4 separate regions of the Homo sapiens genome follow, and regions 2, 3 and 4 are each linked to region 1. The links are chromatin contacts, found by Hi-C or POLR2A ChIA-PET in ENCODE. All regions are on one chromosome and are shown on one strand. Each heading gives the region's core, a stretch centred on a gene start or an enhancer-like site at or near the end of the contact. The rest is flanking DNA. Distances are from core to core; before and after follow the strand shown.

What was found. Hi-C counts contacts between places; a loop is a spot of excess contacts on that map. ChIA-PET counts read pairs that join two places held with the same protein, here RNA polymerase II (POLR2A). Pooled maps may share reads with other maps.
Region 2: a pooled map shows a loop between it and region 1 (2.6-fold over the local background). The contact joins the enhancer-like site here to the promoter of TMPPE in region 1. A Hi-C loop is called at or near these places in 2 of 37 single-sample maps with no recorded cell type and 2 of 50 pooled maps.
Region 3: a loop to region 1 is called in a pooled map, with 6 times the contacts of the local background. The contact joins the promoter of CMTM6 here to the promoter of TMPPE in region 1. A Hi-C loop is called at or near these places in 1 of 168 maps with a recorded cell type or tissue (GM12878), 5 of 37 single-sample maps with no recorded cell type and 13 of 50 pooled maps. POLR2A ChIA-PET finds 5 or more read pairs at or near these places in 4 of 52 experiments (GM10248, T-cell and activated CD8-positive, alpha-beta memory T cell).
Region 4: a loop to region 1 is called in a map of naive thymus-derived CD4-positive, alpha-beta T cell, with 8 times the contacts of the local background. The contact joins the promoter of GPD1L here to the promoter of TMPPE in region 1. A Hi-C loop is called at or near these places in 1 of 168 maps with a recorded cell type or tissue (naive thymus-derived CD4-positive, alpha-beta T cell) and 8 of 50 pooled maps. POLR2A ChIA-PET finds 5 or more read pairs at or near these places in 1 of 52 experiments (B cell).

What each region holds. Positions count from the first base shown.
Region 1 is chr3:33,093,603-33,099,012 of GRCh38, forward strand. TMPPE (transmembrane protein with metallophosphoesterase domain) reads right to left here and starts at 3,544. Exons shown (of 2, transcript NM_001039770.3): 1 at 3,117-3,544; 2 at 1-701. The coding sequence starts at 593. It overlaps GLB1 (galactosidase beta 1), which reads right to left and starts at 3,544. Exons shown (of 16, transcript NM_000404.4): 1 at 3,409-3,544. The coding sequence starts at 3,483. RefSeq lists a silencer at 3,132-3,741.
Region 2 is chr3:32,417,760-32,423,235 of GRCh38, forward strand. The region is part of intron 1 of CMTM7 (CKLF like MARVEL transmembrane domain containing 7); the gene reads left to right. Among named protein-coding and RNA genes, the nearest start is that of CMTM7, 29 kb to the left of the region's middle. RefSeq lists enhancers at 1,881-3,080, 2,312-2,371, 2,432-2,501, 2,592-2,671. Within about 2 kb of position 2,517, at least 24 of the 41 ENCODE cell types and tissues checked have a DNase peak (open chromatin) inside an H3K27ac peak, as active enhancers do.
Region 3 is chr3:32,500,791-32,505,646 of GRCh38, forward strand. It overlaps CMTM6 (CKLF like MARVEL transmembrane domain containing 6), which reads right to left and starts at 2,062. Exons shown (of 4, transcript NM_017801.3): 1 at 1,818-2,062. The coding sequence starts at 1,955. RefSeq lists silencers at 1,773-2,002, 2,073-2,162.
Region 4 is chr3:32,103,661-32,108,858 of GRCh38, forward strand. GPD1L (glycerol-3-phosphate dehydrogenase 1 like) reads left to right here and starts at 2,960. Exons shown (of 8, transcript NM_015141.4): 1 at 2,960-3,098. The coding sequence starts at 3,052. RefSeq lists silencers at 2,693-3,102, 3,223-3,362.

The DNA.
Region 1 (5,410 bases), core at 2,294-4,793:
TGGATGGGCACCTCCACAGTTTTCACAGCCGGGGGCTGCGCGGCATTCAGAATCCCGGCCACGCTGAGCACAGCAGTCACTCCCACTGCCAGGGCAGGCCTGAGCACGAGCTTCCTTGTCTTCTCAAGGCTGCCCACGACCCTACCACTGCGCCAGGCCAAGAGCTGGTAGGCCTGCTCCATGCCGCTGAGGATGAAGAGGAAGAAGAGCATGATGATGTAAGCACCCAGGCAGGAGTAGGCCGCCAAGGAAAAGAGATAGGGCTCTTCGGCCACTAAAAAGAACATGGTAAAGAAACTGGAATGGGCCAGGGCCAGAAATGCCAGAACCACCACCTTCCAAAGCTGAAAACAGGTTGACTCTGCAGCTGGGGAGTGGCAGAGGTTGCTCACTGTGCTGCGCCAAATGTAGAGGGAGCCAATGAGCAAGAGCGAGTTGACAAACAGGGCAAGCTGCAAGCGAAGCAGCCAACGCCAGGCCCTGAGCTCAAGGCTCTCTGCCAGATACGAGCGGGAGGCGATCATGGACACGAAGACAGTGACAGCAGCCAGGGTGGCCTTCGCGCCTAGGGACAGCTGCCTGAAGATGGCCATTTTCTCTGCTCCTAGTAGGCTCCCCCACCAGTTCTGTGCTGGTGGACTCTGGAAATGAGTTCCTTAGAAAGGACAGTGGCCAAGGAGAGGTTTCCAGGTCAACTCCGCCTGCAACCAGGAACCAGCATCAGCTTTGTGGGATATTAGAGTGTCCTTGTACCCATTCAAAACTCAAAGGCCACTTACATCTGCCCAACCCACCTTGAATCCAAGCTACTCAAATACCAGTCAGTTGCTAGCTATACTTTATTATTCAAAAAGAAACTCACAGCATTGTGACATGATGGGCAGTTTTCATTTTCTTACCACATGTTCTATACGTTTAAAGTTTCTCTACAGTAAGCATGTACTTGTTTTATAAAAACATTCCAAATCAGCGGTATTCAAAGTGTGGTCTGGAGAGAGCCCTTCAGGGGTCCAATTAGTCAAAACTATTTTTATTATAATTCCAAGCCATTACTGCCTTTTCCATTCTCACTCTGTCCTGAGGGGGTGGAGTCTTCCAGAGGCTATGTGACATGTGATATGGCAACAGATTTAATGCAGAAATAAACATGAAAATTTGACTGTCTTCTATTAAGAGACATTGAAAGAGATTTGCAGAAATGTAAAACAGTGCAACTCTTCACCCTAAAATTTGGGGAGAAATACTATTGTTTTTCAAATATATATATTGTTTATTAACGTGTAATGATGTAGTATTTCTTAACAAATAGTTTAAAATATTCTCTAGGGCTGGGCACAGTGGCTGACGCCTATAATTCCAGCACTTTGGGAGGCCGAGGCAGGCAGATTACCTGAGGTCAGGAGTTCAAGACCAGCCTGGCCAACATGGTAAAACCCTGTCTCTACTAAAAATTCAAAAATTAGCCAGGCATGGTGGTGGATGCATGTAATCCCAGCTACTCGGGAGGCTGAGGCAGGAGAATCACTTGAACCTGGGAGGTGGAAGTTGTAGTGAGCCAAGATCGTGCCACTGCACTCCAGCCTGGGCAAAAGAGCGAGACTCTGTCTCAAAAAAAAAAAAAAAAAAAAAAAAAGGAATATTCTCTTAATTTCTAGGACAGCTAAAATTTAGTTAAAATTTGAGAACCGCTGGGTCACGAGGTCAGGAGATCGAGACCATCCTGGCTAACATGGTGAAACCCCGTCTCTACTAAAAATACAAAAAAAGAAAAAAATTAGTCGGGTGTGATGGCGGGCGCCTGTAGTCCCAGCTACTCGGGAGGCTGAGGCAGGAGAATGGCGTGAACCCTAAAGAAATGTAAACAAGGAGATAATGGAAAGCTAGACTGCTGGTATCTTTCTTTAGCTGTGGGCACAGAAGCCCAAGAGGGACACCTAGGCACCTGAAATGAGAATTCCTGGGGTGATGCCAGCCTCCCTGTGTGGGCCTCAGGTATGGCAGCCACAGGGCATCCACCCTGACCCAATGACGCTGCACAAGACTGATGAGCTCACATCAGACAGATTGACCCTGTCCACCTGTTCCTGGTTCATAAATCCTTCTCTCTCTCCCTACCCCCACTCCCAGATACTGGTTAAGATCTGCCTTTCCCCTAGCCCCTTACCCTGCCACTGTTCTCCTGAACTGTGCCCCAGTTCCACCTTCCCCAGTGGTTCTCACAGCTGGCTAGCTCTGACTCCTAAGGTCCTACGGGCCTTCTGGACAAGAAAACTCTGTCTACATACTGGGGTAGGGGAACCACAGACGGGGTGAAGAGGGAGCAGCAAATAATCTGTGCTGACTTTTTCCCAAAATGAAAACATTTTCAGCAGCTGTTTTCCAAATACTTAAGATGTTCAATCTTGGTTGTAGATAAATGTACCACTTTTCTCTGCCCTAGGCACGTTATTGAAAGCGTTATTAAAGGGTGTAACTTACAAGTCAACGGTGTCAAATGCTACCAGCTCTTACTTAAAGCATACTGCAGGCTCAGCCCACCTACACCCTGGAGGAACCAAAGTTGGTCCGCGGAACGTGCAGAGGAGCAGCTTGCAACTACCCACTCTCCTTTCCGCAGGTGTGATGCAAACCTCCCCAGGCAGCGCTTTGGAGCCCCTCAGCCAGTCGCCTCAGCTCGGACGCAGCGAGTGAAGCTGTCCTTCCTCTCCCACCAACTGTGCACGCCCCGCACCTCACCTATTCGCCTCGCCAGCCCTGCCCCGATCAACGATGGCATCCCCCGGCAGCCTGCCTATTCCCCCCCTCAACCTGGACCCCCAAACGCCGAAGGAAAACGGTCCCACAAATACAAAGAAAAACCCAAGCCAAAGGGCAGGCGACGGGGAGTGGTGAGAAAGGAACAAGATGCACGAAGAGGGAGAGCACCCAGAGGGGAAATAACCCAATGTTCCCACTGCAAGGGCCTCTCCTGACCCCATTTTTCTCCTTCCGGAGCGCTCCGCAGAGCACCAACTGGGAAAGCGAGGGCGCCCCAAACCAGAGCCGGAGGCACCCTCTAACCCGCGCAACTTGGAATCCCCTCCCGGAAAGCCAACTTAGGAAATGTTTACACGCACCTCGTCTCAACACCTCGTTACAGATGGGGAAGTGGATCCAAGCGCAAAGGGCGGCCGGAGCGGAACGCACAAGCGACCGAGCTGCCTGGAAGGACGCGCGCCCCGCCCGGCCCGCCCCCGACGGGAAGGCCGGTCCACTGCCTGCGTTCCGCCGGCCGCGAGCCTGCTGGGGGGCACTTCGGGGCTCAGGCTCCCCGCCCTGCGGGACCGCGGGTGGCTGCGACCCCAGCCCGGTTCCCCGCCAGCCTGTCCCCTAGCAATGCCTCCCCGTACCCGGGTCCCGCAGACTTACGCGCAAGCCGCGCGTAGGGCCCAGAAGCAGCAGAACCAGCAACAGAGGGAGGATGCGAACCAGGAACCCCGGCATGACCACCAGCCTCCCGGCTCTGCAGTCGGCGCCCAGGCCGGCCGCTTCGCGTCACTTGACTAAGGACCCACGGCCTGGCACCGCCCCTCGTCGGCCCAGCAGCCAGCCCTCGCGCCTGCTCAGCCCCGCGCCCCGCCCCGCTGTGGCCGAGCCGGGCGGGTGGGGGCGGCTAGGAGGCTGCGCGCCGCCGCGTGACTCCAGGATAGTACTATCTGGGTTTTGCAGGCGTCTTCCCTGGGAAGGGACCCTTTGGAACTGCAGTCCGGAGGGCCTGCTTTCAGCAGCTTGATAACGCGCCTCGGGGATTGGACATGAATCATGGTCTCCCTGTTCCCTGGCTGCCTTGAGAGAGCAGAAGAGGGAAATTGTTAATCATTAAACCTAAACGCCCTAGATGGAATCCGCGTCTCATATACGGGCTCTTTGAATAACTCTAAGCCGGGGGTTAGCAAAATGTGGTCGGTCCCTGGAGCCACTGTATCAACTCACCTGGAACTTGTTAGAATGAAAATCCTGCTCACGCCTGTAATCCCAGCACTTTGGGAGGCCGAGGCGGGCGGATCGCCTGAGGTCAGGAGTTCCAGACCAGCCTGACCAGTATGATGAAACCCCGTCTCTACTAAAAATACAAAAATTAGCCGGGCGTGGTGGCAGGCGCCTGTAATCCCAGCTACTGAGGAGGCTGAGACAGGAGAATCGCTTGAACCCGGGAGGTGGAGGTTGCAGTAAACCGAGATCGAGCCATTGCGCTCCAGCCTGGGCAATAAGAGCGAAATTCCGTATCAAAAAAAAATTTTCTTTTTTAAAATAACCTTAGTTTATGCCTTGGTGTTCCAAAAAGCCTTTTTACATTGTATAACAAAGTAGCCAAAATTCTATTTGTTCACTCCTTTCTCCTTTCCTACCGGACATGTCCTTGAGAGATTGAGAAAGTATCAGAAAGGACATTTCATTGAGAGATTGAGAAAGTATCAGTTACTGGCTTTTCTTAGGTTTTTGTTTTTTGGTTTGGGGGGTTGTTTTTTTGTTTTGTTTTTGTGTTTTTTGAGACAGGGTCTCACTCTGTCACCCAGGCTGGAGTGGGGCGCAATCACGGCTTACTGCAGCTTTGGCCTCCTGGGCTCAAGCAATTCTCCCGTCTCAGCCTACCAAGTGGCTGGGACTACAGGCGTGCGCCACCACACCCGGCTAATTTTTGTATTTTTTGTAGAGACAGGGTCTCACCACGTTTCCCAGGCAGGTCTTGAAGTTCTGGGATCAAGCAATCTACCTGCCTGGAACTCCCAAAATGCTGGAATTACAGACATGAGCCACCGTGCCTGGCTTCTTTTCATGCCTGTAGTACCAATTCCGTGTCCTTGCACTGTGAAGTCCTTTCCAAGCTCTGCAATTCTAGTTCAGTATTAAAGAACAAGGGCTCTGGAGGAAGTACACTTGAGTTGGAATTCCAGCTCTGCCACTTACTGTCTGTGTAACTGTGGGCAAATTACTTAACCTCTCTGAGCTTAGTTTCTTTGTTGGTAAAGCAGGGCTAATAATATCAAATTCACTGGATAATTGGGGAAATTACCAGAGATGATGACGATAAGAAGCTTGGTATATACAGGATGTTAGTGGGACAGTTGATGAAATCAGAATTAGACTTGTAGGTTAGATTAGTACCATGCATCAATGTTAATTTCCTTTTTGGGGGGGTGGGGGGACAGAGTCTCACTCTGTCACCCAGGCTGGAGTGCAGTGGCACAATCTCGGCTCACTGCAACCTCCGCCTCCCAGGTTCAAGTGATTCTCCCACCTCAGCCTCCAAAGTAGCTGGGATTACAGGCACCCACCACTAGGCTTGGCTAATTTTTGTATTTTTAGTAGAGATGGGGTATCACCATGTTAGCCAGGCTGGTCTGGAGCTCTTGACCTCAAGTGATTTGCC
Region 2 (5,476 bases), core at 1,267-3,766, 680 kb before region 1:
AATTTTAGCTATCCAAATAGGTAGGTAATGATATCTTACTGTGGTTTGTTTTTGGTTTTTTTTTTGTTTGTTTATTTATTTTAGACAGGTTCTCACCTGGTGTCCAGGCTGAAGTGCAGTAGCATGATCTCAGCTCACTGCAACCTCCACCTTCTGGGTTCAAGCAATCCTCCCATCTCAGCCTCCTGAATAGCTGGGACTATAGGCGTGTAACACCACACCTAGCTAATTTTTGTATTTTTTGTAGAGACCAGGTTTCCCTGTGTTGCTAAGGCTGGTCTCGAACTCCTGGGCTTAAGAGCTCCACCTGCGTCAGCCTCCCAAAGTGCTGGGATTACAGTTGCGAGCCACCGCGCCTGTCCTTATTGTGGTTTTAATTTCCATTTCCCTAAAGACTATAATGTTGAACATCTTTTCATGTGCTTATTTGCCATCCACATAGCCTCTTTGGTGAAGTATCTATTCACATTTTTTGCCCATTTTTAAAAATAGGCTTGTTGGTTTTTTATTTTTAGGTTTTGAGTATTGTTCGTATATTCTGGATAAAGTTCTTTGTCAGAAATGGGATTTACAAAATGTTTCCACTGCTCTATATCTTGCCTTTTCTTTCTCTTAGTCTCTCGAAAGAGCAGGGCAAAAGTTAACTCTGATAAAGTCTAATTTATCAGTTTTTTTTCCTTATGGATTGTGTTTTCAGTATCTTATCTAAAAACTCTTTTCCTAATCCAAGTCACAAAGATTTTCTCCTACGTTTTCTTCCAGACGTTTTACAGTTTTATATTTTAGGTCTGTGATCCGTTTTGAATTAATTTTTGCATAAGGGTTAAGTATGGGCCAGGGGTCGTTGTTTTATATATGGATATCAAGTTTTTCTAGCACTACTTGTTGACAAGGATATCCTTTCTCCACTGAATTACTTTACACTTCTCTCAAAAGACCAGCTGATTATATTCATATGGGTCTATTTCTGGACTCTGTTTTGCTGCATTCGTCTATTTGTCTAAGCTTTCACCAGTACCACACTGTCTTGATTACTGTAACTTAATAGTAAATCTTGAAATTGGATAGTGCTCTTTTGCAAAGTTGTTTTTGGTTATTCTCATTCCTTGCCCTTTTCATATGAATTTTAGAATCAGTTTTCCAATATTACAAAAATAACAGTAATAAAGCCTATCACTGGGATTTGATTGAAATTGTGTTGAACCTGCATATCCATTTGGGGAGAATTGGCTCATTAATAATATCATGAATTAATAATATCTATGAACACGGTGAGCCCTTCCAATTATTTAGGTCTTTGATTTCTTTCACCAGTGTTCTATCATTTTCACCATATTGTAAAGTTAGATTTATACCTAATAAATATTTCCCTTTTTGCTGCTATTGTAAATAGTCCTCTCCTTTGTGTTTAATTTTTAACTTCAGTTGTTCATTGCTAAGATATTGAAATGCAGTTGATTTTTGTAAATTGGTTTTGTATCTCATGACATTACTAAAGTTATTTATTAGTTCTAAGGAGGTTTTTAGTAGATTCTTTGGGATTTTCTACATAGATCATTATGTTGTCTACCAATGAAGTAGTTTTGTTTCTTCCTTTTCAATCCATATGCCTCTATTTCTTTTTCTTACCTTATTGCAACTTCCAGCAGTATAAGAATGTGAGAAAAGACATCTTTTCCTTGTTCCCTGTGTTGGGGGAAAGCATGCAGTATCTCATCAAGTATCATGTTAGCTGTGGGTTGGTTTTTAGATGCCCTTTCTCAGTCAAGGAAGTTCCCTCCTATCCTTGCTTGCTGAAAGTTTTGTTTTGTTTTGTTTAATCATGACTGGATATTGAATTTTGTCAAATGCCGCTTTTTCTGTCTCAGTTGATACGAATATATGGCTTTTCTTGTTTTGTCTGTTCATAAGGCATATACATTTGAAACATTTGGAAGTACTGAACTACTCATGCATTCCTGTGATAAACCTTAGCTGTGGTACATTTGTATTTCTTATATATGTTGGATATGATATGCTAATATTTTATGGAGGGTTTTTGATAGCCTGGAGTTTCTCTGTAAGCTTGTTAATGACTCAACCCACTTTGCGTCCTTCCTTTTGAGATATTCATGTATTCATGGTCTAGTGTGGGTTATTCTGAATCCTGGTCTCTCTTTCCTCTCTGTGTGGTTGGTGTTCTTTTGGGTTTATCTGTTTCTCCTTTTTGCCTACATGTTAGAAAAACTTGAAGTTATGCAGCTCAATTCAGGAACAGGATGTAGGAAGAAGTATTTGAGTCCAGTAGCTAGATTCAAATTGATTTGCGTCACATTATTGAGGTCCTACCAAGTGCTGGGTCCCTGTTGTCACCTTAGAAGAACAGTTTATTTGTGTTTATCTGAGCAGTCTAGTTCTCCATTAGCAGGCACATGAGAGGAGGTATTGTTGAGGATGAACCTTTCGTCCATGTCTCTTTGTGGCCTCCCTGTTTCCTCCAGATGCATCCAGATCAGGGCAGAAGCAGAGCCTGCTTCATGGGGACTGAAAGGCCTTCTTTGTCTTTCCACCAGGAGGCTTTTGCAGTGGCAAGGAGGCCTGAGAATGACCCCGCAGGCCGGGTGAGGGGAAATGTAGGGAGTGGCCAGGTTCCAGCCTAACAGGTTATTTTTAAAAAGTGAAGCCCAATGAGGTGGGGAACTTTCTGAAGGGAGGTCTTTGTTTTCACTTGGCACTCAGATGACTCAAAAGTGAGAAAGCAAAGGAGAATGCAGGCAGCAGGGGAGGGCTGACTCTACGCCAGCCTTCTGAAATGACTTCAGCTGTACCTGGGCCTGCAGGTCACAATGATCATGCCTTTGAACTGGGGACACGGTTGAAAAGGCTGGAGGAGGAAGAAAGGGGCAAGGTGTCCACGCCATAGTCCCACTGTCTGCCTGACTGAAGGGCGGTTTACCACAGCTGGCTTTTTGTTCCCTAAAAAATGCAGCGGCCAGAGAGCAGGTGGGAGAGGCCCTCTCTGGGGAGTTGTTCCTCAGAACTGGGTCTGGGGGCAGGAGAGGGGGCCAGCTAATGGCCTGCAGAAGTGGCAAGGCCTGCTGCCTGCTTGCTTGACTCAGCGGTTTAGTTTATGGCAGAGTTTGCACAGACGGAATCGCTTGACCATGTTGTCAACAATCTGAGGCAGCCAAGCCAGCCAGGGAAGTTTTTTTGTTGGTCTCACCGGCTGTCTGGACCCTCCCACTGGAGGCGACCCTGCTCCCCACCTCACCGTGCAGCCTGGGTCCCTGGAGGCTCCCTGGGACATTCCTGCCACCTGCTGCCCTCCTCTCCCACCCAGCTCCTCTCCCTTTTCTTCTGGCCACTATTCTGATTTCAGTCCCCATTGCCTTGCTAGAACTGACACAGCCTCCTACAAACTGACTTCTGTGTCTTTTCTCTCCCATCTCCAGTCCACCTGCTACTAGATTCATTTTCCTGAAGAACAATTCTGCTGTGGCTCTTCTCTGCTCAATAACCTTCACTGGCTCCCCATCGCCCACCTAGCATATCTACTTCCTCAGCCTGGAATCTGATCCCCACCCCATCCCGCCAGCTTTGCTTCCCATCACACCTCTTCACATACCTGTGCAGTTTGCCTAACATGGACAACAACCCTCTTGTTCCCAAATATACTCTTGTGCTTTCCCACCCCTATGCCTTCTGTGGCTGTGTTCCCACTGCCAGAAGCCTCTGATTCCCCTTCTCTGTGTGTTGGAATGCTTTTGTGGAGTCCACACCAGGGCCATGTCTGCTCTTCATACGGGACATGCCTGACCTTCTCCTTCCTCTATTCCTCACAAATTGTAGCTCTCTGGTGGTATTTATCCCCTGTTTTGTTGTCGTTACTTGTGTCTGGATCTTAAGCTCCTTACCCTTTAGGACAGGGTCCGTGTCTAAGCTGTCCTCATATCTTGCTCATCTCCTGGTGACAACACACTGCACTTAGAGGAATCATCATTTTTGTGCTACTTTGTGCCAAGACCTCAAACATTATCCTATTTGTTCCTCCCAAGAAACTTCTGAAAGAAGTTTTAATACCTAACATTTGTTGAGCATTTACTGGAGCAGTACCAGGCTGTTCTAAATATTTTGCCTGAATTAGTTCATTTAATCCTTGTATTAACTCATTAACTCTTTGTAGTATATTTGATTATTATCCCTCATGCCAAAGATGAGGAAACTGAGGCCCAACGGGGTGAACTAGCCCCTACTGTCTGTGTTGAGTGACTGTCTGACCTGTGGGGGTTGCTAGCCATGCTTTATTGCTCCTGTTTGGCCTTCCTTCCTCTGATGGAAGGCAAGCCTTTGGCTAACACTCATACTTCCTTCCCCAGGCCCCACAGGGCACAACGTGATGATCACACGTTCTCAACAATAGTGATTTTTCATCCGTGACACATGCTTACAAATCCCTTAATGGCTTTTCTATTCTTGTTTTGTCGTTTTTTATCCCAGACTAATTTCTTCTTCCCCAGGCTGGCACTTATTTGGCATTGTGCTGCCTGGGGTTTTAATCAAGGCGGCCTACACCCACATTGTGAAACTCAACAGGCACTCACTTCTGGCACGGGCCCAGGGCTGGGTGCCAGGCCTCCTGCTGGGACTGGCCCCACAGCTTCTCCAAATATTTATTTCCCCAGGATAGTGGCAAAAGTACTCAGCAGCAGAACTATTTCTTCTGTGTCAAGGTTCCTTAGGATTATCTTTGGCAAAATGGCAACCAGTGCCGTCTCGTAGCCCTAATGCCAAGCACAGAGCTGGACGTGTATTTGGCCATCAGTAGATAATCCTTGAATGAATAACTTCATTCTCCTTTCCTTTTTAAAAGCTAGGGTTGCCTGACTGGGAAACCAGGAAAATTCTGAAAACAGATGTATCAGTTAGCTTTTGCTAGATAACAAATACAGACACTTCTCAACTTATGGTGAGGTTACTCCTGAGAAATCCATTGCAAGTTGAAAGTACTGTTAAGTCAAAAACGCATTTAATACCCTCAACCTACCAAACATTATAGCTTAGCCTGGCCCACCTGAAACATGCCCAGAACACTTACATTAGCCTACAGTTTGGCAAAATCATTTAGTACAAAGCCTATTTGGTAATAAAGTGTTGAATAACCCAAGTAATTTATTGATGTTCTACTGAATGTATATCACTTCCATACCATTGTAAAGTTGAAAAATCATAAGTTGAACTATCATAAGTCCAGCCATCATAACTGTAGGCACAAAACCTCAGTGGCATACAGCAATAAAAGTTCATTGCTGACATGACTGAGGTCAGCTGGGGATTGGCTCTGCTCATTATAAATTAGGCTTGCTTCTGTGGCTGGGGGTTGGCTGCTGTCATCTGATCTGGGCTGGCTTCTCCTGGGGTAACTGCAGTGACAGCACTGTCCACGTGCCTCTCATCCTTCTGAGGCCAGCAGGCTAGTAGCTCGAGTAGAGAAAAGTGG
Region 3 (4,856 bases), core at 812-3,311, 590 kb before region 1:
TTACTTTAGCTTTGCCACTTTTTATTAGAAAGAAAATAATAAAGGCAACTGAAAACAGGAGATTTTGTGGGCAGCAAACCAATACAGATGATTTTTTTCGAGCAGCAAGAATGCTTCAGATGGGCTGGGCGCAGTGGCTTACGCCTGTAATCCCAGCACTTTGGGAGGCCCGGAGGGCGAAAATCACCTGAAGTCAGGAGTTTGAGACCAGGCTGGTCAACACGGCGAAACCCCGTCTCTACCAAAAAAAAAAAAAAAAATCAGCCGGGCATGGAGGTGCGTGCCTGTAGTCCCAACTACTCGGCACGAGAATTGCCTGAACCCGGGAGGCGGAGGTTTCAGTGAGCCGAGATTGCGCCACTGCCCCCAGCCTTGGCGATAGAGCAAGACTCGGTCTCAAAAAAAAAAAAAAAAAAAGCTTCAGATGAATATTCTTTTCTGTTCTAAAGAGTTCTACTATTCACGTAGAAAATTTTAGCTTTACTGCAGAGAAATACAGCTAATACCTAAAAATCATCATGTGACAGCTGACAAGAGAAGAGAAGGAAGAAGGAAGAAGGTAGAAGGAACAGCTTATGCAAAGGAACAGTGGCAGGAAAGAGCCCCTGATGCCTCGTAATAAATTAAAGGTGGCCAGTGTGGAACCACCTAGAGGGAGACTGGGAGAAAGATAAGGCCAGATCCTACTGGGTTCCATAGGCCACATTATCACTTGCTTTCAAATGATTTCCCAGTCATCAGCAGATGTGATCATTTTGATCGCTAAACAGCAGTGCCGATTTTCCGACTTCTGTTTTTCTATTCAATAAAAGTAGGTCACTAGAGTTCTAAGAATTTAACTTCGGGTCATTTGAGTTGTAAGAATTTAAGTTCTTTCCAAGGAAACCAATGAGCTAATTTTTACTTAGAATGGTTAAAAAACAAAACAAAGTAAGACAAAACTCATAAACATCATAAGCATTCGGATTTTTCCTAAACTGGTTCTATTGCAGAAATAGAACCTAAACTGTTTCTATTTTTCCTAAACTGGTTCAACCATCAGTGGTTGGAACAGTACATAGGAGCCAACACGACTGTAAAGTGAATAATTTAAATCTCAAAGATGCTTTGATGTTTTCACGAACAGGTTTATGGTACTTCAACTGCTTAAAATAAACTCAATAAAATGGAAAGATGCATACCATGTCCTAGTTCAGCTATCCGCACATACTTACAAAAAGCTGTCCTTTTGACTTTCCACTTAGAACCCATATTGCTCAATTTTGAAATAATTCTTTTCCAGTCAATATAAAACTTTTAGAAGACAATTTACCGGACACACATACACACACATCTCAATGCCACGCGTGGTATCGCAGGACTTTGTCCAGCAAGTTAAACTGCCCCCATGGGCTCGCAGCAGGAAAACCGCAAGAGCCAGAGAAAGATAAACAGCGCTTCACAGTCTAAATACAGGCACTGTGGGCGATAATGCAGGGTAGCAGCAGAGAGAAGAGAGGAAAGTCGCCATAGAGGATGAGTGAAAGATGTTGAAGTGGCTGACTTGGGTCTCCGACGCATTTCCTGAGCCCGCCTAACAGGCTGGGTGGCCCCAGTTCGTGGGATCCCGATGGGGAGAGCCTTGGGACTGAGGGGCCGCCCGGCGGAAGGGCGGAGGGTAACGCCCCCTTCCCCAGGCTGAGAGGGAAGGAACTAGAGGTGTGGAAACCTCCTTTTACTGAACAACCAAGCTGAAACGAAGGAGCTCGGCGGCCTCCCAAGCCCGGGCCAGACCCCGCTCCCCAGCCCGGGCTCGCCCTCCCTGACCGCGGACTCACCAGCTGCAAGCCCTTGAGAACGCGCCGGAGCAATGGGAGCCGGCCCATGAAAAAGTAGGCAGCGAGGCCGCTCCGGGGGCCTCTGGCGGGGCCCGGGTCCTCCTCCGTAGTGGGGCTGTACACCGCTCCGTTCTCCATCGCCTCGGGCCGGGGAGCGCGGCGGCCGCAGCAACCGCGCCGTTGACTTCTCGGACTCCAGAAGTCCCCGGTAGCCGGGAGGCGGCCGTCACTTCCTGGGCCTTCTCCCCGGCTTCCGCCTGACTCCGCCCCTTCCCGCCCCCGCCCTTGGCCCGCCCCGCCCCCTCTCAGCAAATTTGCTTGTTAGCTGTTGGGATTCTTCCGACTTTCATCCAAGAATTGAGTTCTTTCTGTGAGCCTTTGATGGATTTCTCACCTCCCTCCATCTTTCATCCTCCTGACATTCATTCACTTAGTATTTTTGCGTACTTTCGGTGTGCAGTGAACCCCGTTCTAGGTACTTGGGTGACAGCCAAGTACTACCCAAAATCACAGGATCCCTAGTAACAGAGACAGACAATAAACAAGAAAACAGATGGATAGCAATTTCAGATAGTGATAAGTGACGTGAAAATATGATACGAAAATAATGGATTCAGCATTTCTGGTGGCTTGATAAATTTATTAAAAAAAAAAAGAAGATGGAGGAGGAGGAGAAGAGGAAGGAGAAGGAAAAAAGGATGGAGAATTGGGTGCTCTACTTAAATGGCCACTACTAAACTGAGTGGTCAGGAAAGGCCTCTCTGAGGACCATGATCTTTGAATTGAATGAGACTCAAAGTGTGAGAAGCCAGGCTTGTAAAGTTCTGGGGAGAGCCTTTCACGAAAGTGCAAATGTCCCGAGGACCAAATGAGTTTGACTCAATCTGAAGCCCAAAGGCCTGTGTCGCTAGGAATAAGTACGGGAGGAAAGGAGATGTTGGAGATGTAGGCAAAGGCCAGATAATGTGGAGGCCTTGCAGACCAAGGGAAGAATTCGTATTTCATTTGAAGTACAATGAGTTGTCTGTAAGGACTTTCAGAATCGCTCCCTCCCGCGTCTCCCGAAATTCCATTTAGGCTCACTTTTCAAAATCATTTCCTTTTTCTCTTTCTTGGTCACCAACTGCTACAGTCACATATGTTAATTTTGTGTGAACTTGTCAAGGAATGTAATTATATTTTAGCAACTGAAGTTGATTGAGTTACAGGATGTTCACAACAATATAAAGTAGGTTCGACAGTATAAAGTCGGTTACATTCATTTTCAAATGAGAAAACTGAGGCCAAGAGGCTGAAATCATATCCAAGGTCAAACAGCCAGGAGCAGCTGGAATGCAGGCCTAAGCAGTCTGACTCGAAACCTTGCTGCTAAACGCTAACCCAGAAAACGTCAGCTTCTAACTCATCTCTCCATTGGAGTCTCAAAACCCATGGAAGAGAGAAGGGGTTTCTGCTGCCATCAGCTGCTACATCTTCTCCGTGGCCCCAAACCTCCCTTTCTTCTTCCAGTAACAAACAAAAGCTCCCATTCAAATGAATAGAGACAAGTAGATACTGCCCTGCAGGGGCCACCTACAACCAGCCAGAACTACCCTTCTGTCTCTGATTACATGCACTCTGAATGTCCTCCCAAGGCCAAGATGCCACCAATTCTGTCCAACAAGGAAGGCCACTGTATTTTCACCAGGGCTACAAGGATTCATTGCCCCATTATTCTTCAAGTCACTATCATCCCAAATTAGACACTACTGATGTCTAAAAGTTCCTTTGAAATTCATCCAAAATTAAGATGAGTTGATGACTAGAGAGATGGATAAAAGATTTGTGATAGGCCAGGCGCAGTGGCTCACGCCTGTAATTCCAGCACTTCGGGAGGCCGAGGCAGGTGGATCACCTGAAGTCAGGGGTTCGAAACCAGACTGACCAACATGGTGAAACCCCGTCTCTACTAAAAATACAAAAATTAGCCGGGCGTGGTGGCGTGTGCCTGTAATCCCAGCTACTCGGGAGGCTGAGGCAGGAGAATCGCTCAAACCCGGGAGGTGGAGGTGGCAGTGAGCTGAGATCGCGCTACGGCACTCCGGTCTGGGCAACAGAGTGAGACTCCGTCTCAAAAAAAAAAAAAAGCAGGCCGGTCGCGGTAGCTCACGCCTGTAATCCCAACACTCTGGGAGGCCGAGGGGGACGGATCACGAGGTCAGGAAATCAAGACCATCCTGGCTAACACGGTGAAACTCCATCTCTACTAAAAATACAAAAAATTAGCCGGGCGTGGTGGCGGGCGCCTGTAGTCCCAGCTACTCGGGAGGCTGAGGCAGGAGAATGGCGTGAACCTGGGAGGCGGAGCTTGCAGTGAGCCGAGATCACACCATTGCACTCCAGCCTGGGCGACAGACCGAGACTCCGTCTCAAAAAAAAAAATCATTGTTAAAAAAACAACAACAACAAGGATCTCTAATAAAGCAACTGCAGTAACATATTAATGGTAATATTTAGGTGAAGTATACGGGTGTCCACTGTACAATTATTTCAGCATTTCTGTATGTTTGAACATTTTCAAAATAAAGTATTGGGAGGAAGTTACAAAGAAACAAGGATACTTTGAGACAAGAGAGAAGATGAACAGACTTCGTCAACCCTCTTGGTTTGTTTAGGGCACACTTATGCAATTCTCTAGGGGTCTCTGCTTCTCTTTGCATTTTTAGAAGAAGACACAAATTTAGCCTGTGATTCATAAACTCCAACATGGCGAAGAATCATCTGTGAGATTAATTAAAAAGGAAGATTCTTGGAGATCTAGCCCCAAAGATTCTGAATGTAGATGGGGCTTGGGAATATACTTTCGTAACAAGCTCTTCATGTGAATCTGGGAAGAAATCCATCCACATAGAGAAACACTGTTTTATAATGTGATAAAAGTGAAAGCCATTGTGTAGTAGACAGTAGACGTGCCATATTTTCTTTGCTCTGATTGATTTGGGGGTGCCTGGGATTTAGAGACTAATATTTCACCCAGGTAAAGAAATGGGCATCCCTTAC
Region 4 (5,198 bases), core at 1,710-4,209, 990 kb before region 1:
GACAGTGTATCACTCTGTTGCCCAGGCTGGAGTGCAGTGGCACAATCATGGCTCACTGCAACCTCCACCTTCCAGGCCCAAGCAATCCTCCCACCTCAGTCTCCCAAGTAGCTAGAACCACAGGTCTGTGCCAGCATGGTCAGCTAATTTTTAAATTATTTTTGTAGAGATGGGGTCTCCCTATACTGCCCAGGCTGAGAACTAACGTTCTTTTCTACTGACCCCAAATTTTTAGACAAAGCTTTGTCTAAAGTTCCTTAACCAATTGCAAAAAAGAAAATCTCTGATTCACCTATGACCTGTGGGTCCCCCTCCCCCACTTTGAGATGTCCTGCTTTTTTAGGTCAAACCAATGTGTAGCTCCATGTATTGATTTATGACTTTGCCTGTAACCTCTGCCCCACGCACCTTTATTTTACTTTTTATTTTTGAGACAGGGTCTTGCTCTTTCATTCAGGCTGGAGTGCAGTGGCACAATTACAGTTCACTGCAACCTCGACCTCCTAGGCTCAAGTAATCCCCTCATCTCAGCCTATTCCGACTAGCTGGGACACCCAGCTAATTTTAATTTTTTGTAGAGACACGGTATGTGTTATCCAGCCTGGTCTTGAACTCCTGAGCTCAAGCAATCTTCCCACCCCGGCCTCCCAAAGTGTTGAGATTACAGGTGTGAGCCACCGCGCCTGGCCCCCAGCTGCCTTTAAAAACCCTTACTTGCCAGCCATCAAGGAGGAGCTACCTGATTCTCCTTGCTTGGTACCCTACAGATAAACACCCTTCTTTCTCCCTCTGCAAACCTTGGTGTGGGTATTTGGCCTTACTGTGTCAGGTGAAGGGACCCTAGTTCAGTTAGATAACATAAATATTTGCAGTGTATGTGTACTACCCAAGGACATGACTTCATTATTCAATTTGACAAATGCGTTCTGTTACACAAATACAGAAAGGATTAATAAAGCTTTACTAGTCCATCTTTCCCATTATCCCTGCATGTATCCTTGCATTAGTGCAAATAATTGAGAACAAACCATTGGTGAGGGGATGGAAAGACTGCTCTGACTCACCAGCTCCCTTTAAGTATTTCCTTAAGTAAATATCATAAGTAACACAAATAAATATTTCATACAATGTAGAGAAAAAAGCAAAAATAACAGTTCTCTGAGCATCAAACTAATAGGCTTAGTATTACTATCATTTTTTTGAAACGGAGTGTCGCTCTTGTCGCCCAGGCAAGATCTCGGCTCACTGCAACCTCCGCCTCCCAGGTTCAAGAGATTCTCCTGTCTCAGCCTCCTGAGTAGCTGGGATTACAGGCATCTGCCACCATGCCTGGCTAATTTTTTGTATTTTCAGTAGAGACGGGGTTTTGCCAAGTTGGGCAGACTAGTCTCCATCTCCTGACCTCAGGTGAACTGCCTGCCTCGACCTCCTGAAGTGCTGGGGTTATAGGCGTGAGCCACGGCACCCGGCCTAGGCTTAGTTTTTTGTAGGTACTAGAGTATTTGTTTCTTTAGCCAGAATCCACTGATATTTTAGTCTTCTGGTTCTCAATCTTGGCTTGCTTTTGCAACTACCTCTTGAACTTTAAAAAATTCTGCTCCAGCCTGGGCAACAGAAGGAGACTGTCTCAAAAAATATATGTCAATAAGTAAATATCCTGATGCCTGGATCCCACCATGGGACATTCTGATGTAACTGGCCTGCAATGGTGTCTGGGCATGGGGATTTTTAAAAGCCCCAGTGACTAATATGCAGCAGAGTTTGAGAACCACTGGTTTAAAGGACTTTGTCCTACTCTGACAGCGTCTAGCACAGTGCCTGGCAGAGACTGATGCTCAGAATGAACAAACTAAGATTCTATTTGTCAAGGAGGAGAGCATTGTGTTACTCACAAATGCAAACAAACCACAAGCAAGGGATAAGTCAGGCCCTGGGCAAAGACAATGGTAAAGCAATTCCTGCCAAGTAAGCGTGTGAGGGTGACACCCACTGAATGCAAGCTGTTGTTACCTTTTTCCCTTTATTTTTATGTATTTATTTTTTGTTGAGACAGGGTCTCACTGTCCTTCAGTCTGGAGTGCAGTGGCCCTATCCTGGCTCACTGAAGCCTCGACCTCCTGGGCACATGCAATTCTCCCGCCTCAGCCTCCTGAGTAGCTAGGACTATAGGTGCGTGCCACCATGCTTGGCTAATTTTTTAAATTTTTGTACAGAGGGGTGGGGGGTCCTAATTATGTTGCTCAGGCTGGTCTCGAACTCCTGGGCTCAAGTGATCTTCCTGACTCGGCCTCCAAAAGTGCTGGGATTACAGGTGTGAGCCACTGCACCAGGTCAAGTTTCTATCTTGACTCTAACTAGAAAAGGTGTCATCCTTGAAATGCAGGTACTGTTCAGCCAAATTCCAAAGTCCTCTGAAGATCCAAGTTCTCTAAGAAGTTCAGAGGTGCCAGGCTGTGTCTTGTTTGTGCAAATGAAACAGAGGATGACAAGGTCGGGTGGGCATTTCGAGCTCTGCCCCAAGTCTGGTCGGCTTGAGAGTCAACCTAGGAGCCTCTCTCGGCTCCAAATGGCAATGTGGCAGCCCTTCCCGAGTAGGGAAAAAGGAGCGTGTAGGGGGCACCACGGCAAGCTGGTTGGGTCTGCTCCACCCATGAGGATGGAGTGCAGCCTCCACCGGGAACCAGGGGCGCGAGTCGCTGCTCAGTGGCCTGGGCCTGCATGTGGCGCGGCGGGAGCTGCTGCCTAGGGCCGCGCAGCGACGGGGGGTGAGGACTACATGTCCCGACGTGCCTCGGGCAGGGCGGGGCGGTGCCGGAGCCGGGCCTGGAGGCCGGCCGGGGCCAGGCGTGCGCAGTGGTTCTTGGGAGTGGCGAAGCGGGTCCTGCCCCGCTGTCAGCTGCGGCCCCCGGCGCCGGGCGGGGGTGGCCGCGACCATTGGCGGAGAGGCGAAAGGGGCGGGGCCGCCGCCAGCCGCTGCGGGCAAGGCTGAACAGGCGGAGGTGGGCAGCCGGCCAGGGAAGCACGGTCCAGGCGGCTACATTCGGCCCGGCCATGGCAGCGGCGCCCCTGAAAGTGTGCATCGTGGGCTCGGGGAACTGGTGAGCGGCGGCGGGCTGGAGGCCGGGGCTCCGCTTCCAGGAAGCGCCTCTCCCGGGCGGTGAGGGCTGCGCGCCCCATGCTGCGGCGTGGGCACCGGGCACTGCGCGCAGGGAGGCGGGGTGGGCGACCTCGTTGCTGGGCTGGGCACCGTGCGCCCGAGGAGGCCGCACCGGGGCACTCGCTCGGGAGGCGCTGGGCTCGCGTGCGTGCGGGGGACAGCGCGGAGAGAGGGCACCCCGAGCACGCGGGCACCTGTCTGCGCCCCCGTTACTGAGCGCACAGAAGCCACCTGCTTGCCACGCCTGGGTGTTTTGCACAATATCCTAAGGGCGTATTCCGTTCTCCACGGCGGATCTCCTGGGTCAAGGACTTGGTGGAGGCTCGAGCATTCTTACTGCAGTTTCGGTGTTGAGGAAACCGAGGCGGAGAGGGCTAAAGGGCTCTTGCTGCCCAGGTCACGGGCGGGGCATGCTCTGCCCTTCAAGGTGCCCGTCTCGCCCCCGCTTCTGATAGGTCCACTATCTTAGGCGCGTCGTATCAGGAAGAAAATCCAAGTTTCAACAGGCCGCTCTCCCTGAGGCGTTGAGAATTCTCCCTTGCCGAGATGTTTGCGAAGCTTTGCGTCTCTTTGGGGCCTTATTTGACTTTAACATTTTATAGAGCACATTAGAAATGTCAGTTCTTCTAGTACCCTTAATCAAACGTACACTGTGGGATTCTCTGGTGTGTTTGGGTGAATGTAGAGGTGGGGGTGTGAAGGGGGAAGGAAGCAAAGTGTAGCATCTGGTGTTTCCAAGCCTTTTTTCATTGCTGTACACTCTGCCACATTGGAGGGACTGGTGTACAATAGTTAAGAGTGATGATGTCCTTTCAGTGCTTCTGTTTACCGGTTTTTCTGTGGCGTGACAGGCATCAGAAGTGCTGCAGCAGCTGGTCCTAGGTAGTTGGTCTTAGTTTTACTCTTTCAAGACTTGGCCCAGAAAGTACTTATTGAAGGAAACCTTACCTGGTTCTTCACTTTTCCATCCCAGCAAGGCCAGTGGCCTCTCTCTGTGTCCCTATTGCTGGCCTGCATCACTGCATTATAAGGAGTTATTTGATTATCTGTCTCCCAACTTTTGAGAATGGCATCTACCCTAGTGCCTGGCATATGCTAAGTCAATACTAAGACTCTGTTGCAGTGGTGCGATCTTGGCTCACTGCAACCTCCACCTCCTGGATTCAAGCGATTCTTGTGCCTCATCCACTTGAGTAGCTGGGATTACAGGTGTGAGCCACCGCTCCCTGCCTAAAAACTAATTTTTAAAACCATAATGATATTTGATTGAATAATACATTCACATTGTTTAACAACCAGGGCTGGGCGCAGTAGCTTATGCCTGTAATCCCAGCACTTTGGGAGGCTGAGGTGGGCCCAGGAGTTTGAGACTAGCCTGGGCAACACGGCAAAACCCCGCCTCTACAAAAAATAAAATATTAGTCGGGCATGGTGGCTCACGCTTGTAATCCCAGCACTTTGGGAGGCTGAGGCAGGGGGATCACGAGGTCAGGAGATTGAGACCACGGTGAAACCCCGTCTCTACTGAAAATACAAAAAATTAGCCAGGTGTGGTGGCAGGCGCCTGTAGTCCCGGCTACTTGGGATGCTAAGGCAGCAGAATCGCCTGAGCCTGGGAGGCAGAGGTTGCAGTGAGCCAAAATCAGATTGCACCATCGTACTCTAGTCTGTGTGAAGGGAGTGAAACCCTGTCTCAAAAGAACAAAACAAAACAAAAAATAAAAAACAAAAACCAAAGAGTACCAAAAACAGTGAAACATCACCCATCCACATTTATCCCCCCTGAGTACCTCCTGGAGGAAAACCAGTGTTATGAATTACTTCTGTCCTTTCTGGAGGAATTCCATGCAAGTGAATGCTTACATATAGTCCTTTCGCCCTCCACGCTGCAAATACTAGGGTATTGCATACTTTTCTGTGAGCTGCATTTTTCAACCAACAACAGAATGTTCTACACAATATTTAATAGAGTTGGTAGCTTGCTGCTGCAAAGCTTAATTTGGACTTTCAGCTTGGCTTTGCCAGTTGTTTTTTTTTATTA